Regions from separate parts of the Homo sapiens genome. Here region 1 is linked to region 2. Evidence: read pairs that join two places in POLR2A ChIA-PET (ENCODE). Cell type or tissue: B cell. All regions are shown on one strand. Each heading gives the region's core, and the rest is flanking DNA. Links, peaks and the distances in the headings are about the cores only.

Evidence for each region. Peaks named below come from ENCODE experiments on the same cell type or tissue, not always from the same donor. Only the 100,000 strongest peaks of a DNase experiment are listed, where the experiment ranks them.
Region 1: POLR2A ChIA-PET joins it to region 2 with 6 read pairs; 13 of 35 experiments call an interaction of 5 or more read pairs at or near these places.

What each region holds. Positions count from the first base shown.
Region 1 is chr6:26,588,535-26,593,433 of GRCh38, forward strand. No RefSeq gene overlaps it. Among named protein-coding and RNA genes, the nearest start is that of TRY-GTA6-1, 3.9 kb to the right of the region's middle. RefSeq lists a cis regulatory region at 4,278-4,382. In B cell, for the core only: no CTCF peak of the experiment used is centred there; no DNase peak of the experiment used is centred there.
Region 2 is chr6:26,522,224-26,526,569 of GRCh38, forward strand. HCG11 (HLA complex group 11) reads left to right here. Exons shown (of 1, transcript NR_026790.1): 1 at 1-4,346. It overlaps LOC107986583 (a long non-coding RNA gene), which reads right to left. Exons shown (of 4, transcript XR_001744057.3): 1 at 1-4,346. Among named protein-coding and RNA genes, the nearest start is that of HCG11, 2.7 kb to the left of the region's middle. In B cell, for the core only: no CTCF peak of the experiment used is centred there; no DNase peak of the experiment used is centred there; H3K27ac peaks cover 132 bases.

The DNA of each region.
Region 1 (4,899 bases), core at 1,108-3,607, 66 kb after region 2:
GGCCTGATTTTGGTTTTTATACTTTTGTCTTTTCTCTAACTGTATAAATGAAATAATTTGGGACCAGGCACCGTGGCTCATGCCTGTAATCCCAGCACTTGGGGAGGCCGGGGCGGGTGGATCACTTGAGGTCAGGAGTTGGAGACCAGCCTGGGGAACAAGGCGAAAACCCGCCTCTACAAAAATTAGCGGGGCGTGGTGGCACGTGCCTGTAGCCTCAGCTACTCGGGAGGCTGAGGTTGGAGGATAACTTGAACCCGGGAGGCGGAGGTTGCTATGAGCCGAGATCCCACCACTGCACTCTTTAGAGCCTGGGTGACAGAGTTGAGACCCTGTCTAAATAATAATAATAATAAATTGAATGTATCCCTTTGTAATTCCCTGTTGTTGTTGTTGTTGTTGTTGTTGTTGTTGAGACAAGAGTTTTGCTCTGTCACCCAGGCTAGAGTGCAGTGGCGCGATCTTGGCTCACTGCAGTCTCTGCCTCCCGGGTTCAAGCGATCCTCCTGCCTCAGCCTCCCAAGTAGCTAGGGTTACAGGCTCCCGCTACCGCGTCCGGTTAATTTTTGTATTTTTAATAAAGACGGTGTTTCACCATGTTGGCCAGGCTGGTATCGAATTCCCGATCTCAGGTGATCCGCTCTCCTTAGCCTTCCGAAGTATTGGGATTACAGGCGTGAGCCACACCGCCCAGTCAATGATTGACTTTCTTTATATAACATAATGCTTTAAGATTTATCAATGTGGTGGCCTTTTTGGAGGCCGAGGCAGGCGGATCACCCGAGGTCAGGAGTTGGAGGCCGGCCTGCCCAACGTGGCGAAACCCCCTCTCTACTAAAAATACAAAAAATTAGCCGGGCGTGGTGGCGGGCACCTGTAATCCCAGCTACTCGGGAGGCTGAGGCAGGAGAATCGCTTGAACCCGGGAGGCAGAGGTTGCAGTGAGCCGAGATTGCGCCACTACACTCCAGCCTGGGTGATAAGAGCGAAATTCTGTCTTAAAAAAAAAAATTATCAATGTGGCATATATTAGTAGTTAATTCCTTTTATTGCTGAGCAGTATTCCATTATGTGGATTTACTACAACTTATCCATTCACCAGCTGATAGATACTTGGATGTTTCTAGTTTTTGGCAGTTATGCATAAAGCTACTATAAATATTCATGTAGTGTTATGGCAAATATATGTATAACTTCATTTTTAAAAACTGACAGTGTTTTTCAAGGTGGACCAGTTTGTATTCCCACCAGCAATATATAAGAATTTCAGTTATTTCACATCATCATCGGCGCTCGGCACTGTTAATTTCTCACCTTTTTTTTTTTTAACTTCAGCTATTCTCTTAGGTGTGTAAAGTATCTCATTGTGGCTTTAATTTGCATCTGCCTAATGAATAGTGATGTTACATATCTTATTATGCTTATTGGCCATCAGTACAGCTTCTTTTGTAAAATATCTGTCCAAATCATTTGTCCATTTAAAAAAGGGTATTGTCTGGTCTTATTATTGAGTTGCAAGAGTATGTTATTGTTCTGGTTATAAGTCCTGCATCAGGGAAGTGTTTTCCAAGTATCTTTTTCTAAACTGTGACTTTTTTTTTTTTTTTTTTTTTGGTAGAGAGGGGATTTCGCTGTGTTACCCAGGCTGATCTTGAACTCCTGGACTCAAGCAATCTGCCGGCCTCAGCCTTCCAAAGTGCTGGGATTACAGGCTTGAGCTACCATGCCTGGCCTGACTTGTCTTTTCTTAACAGTATCTTTTGAAGCGCAGATTTTTTGTTAAACTTTGATGAAATTCAACTTATTTTTTCCTTTATGGTTTATGCTTTTGTGTCCCATTTAAAATCTTTTTGCTTAACCTAAAGTCACAAAGAGTTCCTTCTACGTTTTCTTCTAGAGGTTTTGTTGTTCTAGTCCTTGCATTTAAGTCTTTGATTAATTTTGAATTAATGTTTGTACATTGTGTGATATAAGGGTCTAAGTTCACTTATTAGCACATGGATATTCAGGTTTTTTAGCATCATTTTGCAAAGATTATCGTTTTCCTGTAGAATTACCTTGGCACCTCTGTCAAAAATCAATTAATCATAATCATGTAAGTTTATCTCTAGACTCTATGTAGCTTTGTTGTAAGTCTTGAAATCAGGTAGTGTTCTTCCAACTTTGTTCTTCAAAATTAGTTTGGATATTTTGCATCTTTTGACTGTCTGTATACATTTTATACATTTTATATTTGGCTTGCCAATTTCTAAAAAAAATCATTGAGATTTTGATAGTCATGGCATTAAATGTATCAGTCAATTTGAAAGATGTGGAATTGATATCTGAAAATTGTTTAAATTTTCTGTTCTGGAAACAATGCATTGCTTTCATTGCATCTTGGTAAATTTATCTCTAAATGTTTCATATTTTTTATACTATTTCAAATGGTATTTTGTATTTCAATTTCTAACTATTTATTGTTAACAAATACAATCTATTAATAAATAGAATTACAATTTATTATATTTGTGTCCTGCAGTTTTGGTAAGCTTACTCATTAGTTGTAGTAGCTTTGTAGAAGTTTCCTCAGTATTTTCTCGTAGACAATAATGTTACATGCAAATAAAGATAGTCTCACTTTTTCCTTTTAATCTGTATTTTTTTCTTTCTCTTGTGTTATTGCACTGGCTAGAATCTCTAGGATAATGCTGAATAGAAGTTGTGAGAGTGGACATCCTTGCTCTGGACCTGATGTTAGGGCCAAAACATTTGAGTTTTTCATCACTAAATATATTAGCTGTTGAATTCTTAAATATGTCTTTTATACTTTGCAGAAATTCTAACAAATGTATCTGAATTTTGTCAATTGCTTTTTTCTACACCTACTGGAATAATCATATGGCTTTTCCTGTTTAGTCTGATAATAAAGTAATTACACTGATTACATTGATTTCAAAATTAAATTCTAAGCTACACTTTTCTTTTCTTCTTTAATTCTTTGAAAGTTACTCTTCCCATTTTTTAGATTAAGGTACAATTCACATACAGTAATGTCATCAGTTTTAATGTACATTCTCCTTAGTGTAGCAAATTTTGTCAAATATAGACAGTCGTGTTATCACCATTACAATCAAGATATGGAATAATAATATCACTCTACCCCCAAATTTCTGCATGTTTCTTCTTCTTTTCCTCCTCCTTCTTCTTCTTCTCCTTCTCCTTCTTCTTCTTCTTTTTTTTTTTTTTTTAATAGACAGGGTCATGCTCTGTTACCCAGGCTGGAGTGCAGTTCTTCCATCATAGCTTACTGCAGGCTGGAACTCCTGGGCTCAAGCCATTACAGGCATGACACCAGGCCTAGCCTCCCAGGAGGAAAGAAGAAAGAAGTTGTTTCTTCTTCTTCTTTCTTCCTTCTTTCTTTCTCCTCCTCTTCCTCCTCCTCCTCTCCTTCTCCTTCTTCTTCCTCTTCTTCTTTTTCTATTTTGTTCTTACTGAATCACTATGTTTCTTTTATACTTAATTTCTCCCCTATCTTCTACCCCAGTAGCAACTAAGGATATTTTCTGTCCCTATAGCTTTGCCCTTGCAAGAATTTCATAGGAATAATATAGTATGTAGCATTTTGTATCTGGCTTTGTAAATTCAGCATAATGCAGATGAGTTTCATCCCTGTTGTTACGTTTACCAATAGTTTGTTCCTTTTTATTCCATAGGAATATTATAGTGGTCTGTAAGCTTCAAGAGAAGTTAAAACCATCTAGGTAGGACTCAATTCGCAAGTTGAAAAGGTGCTAAAACAATAGAGAAGCTACAGGGTGAGATTGTAATCAAGTGATGATGATACATTTCCAAGAATTATTTCAGATAGTTAGATTTAGCCATAAACCCATTTTGAACTTGTGTCTGCAACAAGAGGGAATAAATAGAATGGCCGTTCTGACACCAGATTCTGTAAGAAGAGGAAGAAGGAAGTCTTCCCTCAAAGTGATACAGAAATCTAGTGCGGAAAGGTACTAATTACTTGTTCTTGTATTCCCAGGAGGCAAATATTGGGGATTATCAGGGGAAAGAGCATTTCAGGCAAATGAAATTCCAACTTTAACAGCCCTGAGGTGTGATTCTTATGCTAAGATTAGTTTATAGGTAAAGAAAATAATTGATGAGATTAGCTATTGGAGTTCTTCCTGATCAAAATCAACTCTATAGTACCGTGTCACTGAGAGTCAGGAGGCTCTGGGAGCTCCTGAGCATAGCAGTAACTGATGAGAAACATACTGAGCATTTTTTTCTGTATGTTTGCTGCCCCCTGTGAAAATTAGTGAAGCTTTTATTCGAGAAAGCATGTGAACTGAGATCCTGGGGTTTGGTGGTGAAATGGCAGGGTTGGTCAACTGCTTTCACATCTGGTGTCCAAGGCTCAGTTAGTACACTTCATATGGGCAGAGACCATCTCATAAGAATCTGCTCATTTCTCTTCTCTGGCTTCTCGTATTTTCCCCGACTAGGTTACATTATTGGAAAGGAATTTACCAGACCATATATTCTTAGTTTCTCATGGCAATGAATTGAATAACTGAATTAAATATTAGTTATGTTGCTGCAGATATTTCTCATGGGAAACGCTGGAGAGGATCTTTTGAAAAAAAAAACCGTATTTTTGTCAAGATTACAATTATGGAGAACTTTAACTGTAATAAGTGATGATCTTTTATAAATAAATTCACCAACACTCCTTTCCATAAATTTCACAATTTATAATTTCCATATACTTCTAATAATTTTATAAAAAAGAAAAGTCTCTCCAGATGCCTTCCCGTTCTTCCCATTGGTGTTCATTTCTGTTTTAGGCACGAGGAAGCTGAATACCATGATAGGTACTTATTAGCAAAGCATGACAGCATACCTTTGTGAAAACTG
Region 2 (4,346 bases), core at 1,390-3,889:
TCGCCATTGGGCGAGACCTACCTAGTCCTAACGACAACGGACAAAGGCCTTAACGGGCCTGGGAGGTGAGCGAAGTCCCGAACGACGACGGGTGGAACGGTTAGCGGCGATCGGGCGGTTGGTCTCCGTACTACCAGACCTTGCTGTCGGAAGAGACAAATGGTAGAATGACAGGCCACGTTTGGCCCGTTGGAAATGCCCTCCATCCTCTGGGAAGATTCACAGGCCGTTTACGGAAGGCCTGTGTATATAATATGAAAAAGCTGCTCTCAACTCCACCCCAACCTTTTAATAGAAAACATTTGTCACATCTAGCCCTTCTAGATGGAAAGAGGTTGCCGACGTATGATAGAGTTAGAAAGTCACACATCTTGTAAATTCTCATTTGTTTAAAAGAAATCATAGAAAATACATGTCTTCCGGAGTTGACTTTTGGAAACTGAGTTGTTAGACGGCCTCTAGAAGCGATACGTTCACGTTTGTTCAGTGGGTTAGATGACATGGAGCTCGAAGACCTGAGAAGGAAAAAAAGAAGGTTCTATGCTAGACTGGTCATATTTAGAAGACATTTTCATATTCTATCCATTGTTTTGTGTGCATTCGCTTCCTCACTACTATGTATGTAGTTGACAATGCTAAGCTTTTTTGAAATGTCTATTCTTTTTAGATATTCTGAAGTGTCTGATATATGTTAAAATTAGAGGTAGTAAAACCACATTTTGTAAATATCTTTTTGTTACAATTCATAGAAATGTTGTTTTTTGGGGGGAATGGCCAAATCACCTGTTGAGTAATACTCATTGTGTTTGTGCAGTAGTTCAGGGGAGGAGAGAGGAGGGGGAGGTGCAGAGAGCTCTATGCCATCCTGCTTACAGCGAGGCAAGATGAATCACTATGTCTGTGCATTTTGTTTTATCTATGTATATAATGTACATAAAGGACAAACGAGTCCTAATTTACAACATCTAGTCTTTCTGGATGTTAAAGAGGTTGCCAGTGTATAACAAAACTAGAGTTAGTAAACTAATATATTTTGTACATTTTGTTTTACAAGTCCTAGGAAAGACTGTCTTCTGAAAATTTGAGCATTCTTGCCCACTGGGTTGATGGAGATGGGAAGGGTTCTAGGCCAGAATGTTCACATTTGGAAGACTCTTTCAAATTATAACTGTTGTTACATGTTTGCAGTTTATTCGAGACTGCTGTGTACATACATAGTGGACAAATTAACTCCTTACTTGAAACATTTAGACTATCTAGATGTTTAGAAGTGCCCGATGTATATTAAATGTAGAGGTAGTAAAATACCAATTTGTAAATATCTTTTTGCTAAAATTCATAGGAAATACTTTTGGAAGTTGAATTGTGAAGCCACCTTTGTGAGCAGTATATTACTGTCTATACTTGCTCAATGGTTTAGAGGAGGTGGGAGGGAAGAAATTGCAAAAGATAATATGCTAGTGTGTTCATACTTGGACATTTTCAGACACCATTTTTCTGTATGTTTTGTGCATTTTGTTTTGCTCTGTATATAGTGTATATAATGGACAAATAGTCTTAATTTTTTAACATCTAGAGGTTGCCAGTGTATGACAAAGTAGTAAAATTAGCATATTTTGTATGCTTTGTGTTGAAATTCATAGGAAAACTTGTCTTCTGTAATTGACTTTTGCATAGGAATTTGTTCAGCCATCTCTAAGCATTACACATGCGTGTACTTGTCCACTGAATTGAAGGCAGAGAAGGAAGAGAAGAGGGAATGATTCAAGGCCAAAATGGTCACATTTAGAAGATACCTTAGATGATAACCATTGTTATGTGTGTGCAGTTTTATTTAACAGTGCCGTGTACATGGTGGACAGGCTATGAAATATCTAGTCTTTAGATATTTGGAAGTGCTTGATGTATTTTAAAGTAGTAGTAGTAGAATAACACTTTTTGTAAATAGCTTTTAAAAACTGATGGGAAATGCTGTTTGGAAGTGGATTTGTTGAACCACCTGGGAGGTGGGAGGGAAAAAATTGCAAAAGGTGTTTTGCCATTGTTTATTAGAAAATTTCAGCTTAATCCATTGCCTATATGTTACAAGCATTTCATTTAACTTTGCTATACTGTATATATTGTGTATATACTGGACAAATGAGTCCTGATTTTATAATATCTAGTCTGTAGCTATTAAAGAGGTTGCCAGTGTATGACAAAAGTAGTTAGTAAACTAACGCATTTTGTACACTTTGTTAAAATTCATAGAGAGGCTGTCTTCTGAAAAGGACTTTTTGGAAGTGAAATGATAACATCAGCTCGAAGTGACACATGTGCTTATATCCACCAGGTTGGTGGTGGAGAGGAGTTGGAAGGAATGAAGGGTTCTAGACCAGAATGTTCCTATTTAGAAGACACTTTCAGATATAACCATTGTTACATGTGTGTAGTTTATTCAACAGTGCTATGTATATAGTGGACACACTTAAGTCCTTATTTGAAATATCTAGTCTTTCTAGATGTTTAGAAGTGCACAAAGCATGTTAAAAGTAGAGGTAGTAAGTAACACATTTTGTAGTTATTTTGATATGAAATATTGTCTTGGAAATTGATCAATTCTCTGAGAAGTACACGTTATGATATTTGTGCTGGTTCAGGGGGAAGAAGGAGCACAAAGTTCAAAGGGCTTTCTACCAGTGTCCAGTGTGTTTATGATGAGGCACATTGACCATTGTCCCTTATGTCTGCATTTTCGTTTACTGTGCTGTGTATATAAGCAGACATAGGAGTCCTAATTTATATCTAGTCGATGTTAAAGAGGTTGCCAGTGTATGGCAAAAGTAGAGTTAGTAAACTAATACATTGAGTACACTTTGTGTTAAAATTCATAAGGAACACTTCTTAAAAACAGAAGTAAAATTGTTAAACGCCCCCCGCCCCCAAGCATTACAGATGGCTTATAGCTGTCAACGGGGTTGGTAGAGGTCAGAAAGGGAAGTGTTCTAGGCCAGAATGTTCCTATTTAGAAGACACTCAAATTATAGTCTATGTTATGTATATATGCCATTTATTCAATACTACTGTGTATATAATGGAAAACTTAAGTGCAGTTTGAAACATCTAGTCTTTCTAGGTGTTTAAAAGTGCACAATGGTCAGGTGCGGTGGCTCACTCCTGTAATCCTGGCACTTTGGGAGGCTGAGGTGGGCAGATCACGAAGTCAAGGGATCGAGACTATCTTGGCCAACATGGTGAAACCCCATCTCTACAAAAAATACAAAAATTAGCTGGTCGTGGTGGCACATGCCTGTAGTCCCAGCTACTCGGGAGGCTGAGGCAGGAGAATCGCTTGAGCCCGGGAGACAGAGGTTGCAGTAAGCCGAGACCACACCACTGCACTCCAGCATGGCGACAGAGCAAGACTCCATCTCAAAAAAAAAAAAAAAAAAAAATTCCACAACATAGGTTAAAAGTAGAGGGCTAAAGTAACACCCCTCTAAGCATTTGTTTTCAGTACTTCCTAGGAGTGGTTGCATTTGGGAATGGAATTGTTAAAACTTGATGCTTAGGAGCGTATGCTGACTATTCACTGCGTGGTGGGGTGGGGAGGAGGAGGAGGTATGCAGGGAGAAGGGTTCTGTGCCCCTGAGTTAGATTAGTTCAGATGGTCTAACCATTGTTCTATGTATGCATTTTATTGTGTTAATATTGTGTATTAAAGGATAAACAAGTCTTAATGCTCAAAGTATGTTAAAAATAGATGTAGTGAATCAGTCCCTTTGTGAATGTCCTATTGTTAGTTTTTAGGAAGGCCTGTCTTCTGGGAGTGACCTTTATTAGTCCACTTCTTGGAGCTAGACGTCCTATACTTAGTCACTGGGGATGGTGAAAGAGGGAGAAGAGGAAGGGCGAAGGGAAGGGCTCTTTGCTAGTATCTCCATTTCTAGAAGATGGTTTTAGATGATAACCACAGGTCTATATGAGCATTTTTAGTAAAGTGCCTGTGTTTATTGTGGACAGAGTTTATTATTTTGCAACATCTAACCTTTATGAATATCTGAGGTGACAATGTGTGATAAAAACTAGAGCTAGTGGGCCAGGCGCGGTGGCTCATGCCTGTAATCCCAACATTTTGGGAGGCTGAGGCAGGCAGATCACAAGGTCAAGAGATCGAGACCATCCTGGTCAACATGGTGAAACCCCATCTCTACTAAAAATACAAAAATTAGCTGGGCGTGGTGGCGCGTGCCTGTAGTCCCAGCTTCTCAGGAGGCTGAGGCAGGAGAATCACTTGAACCTGGGAGGCGGAGGTTGCAGTGAGCCAATATTGCGCCACTGCACTCCAGCCTGGGCAACACAGCAAG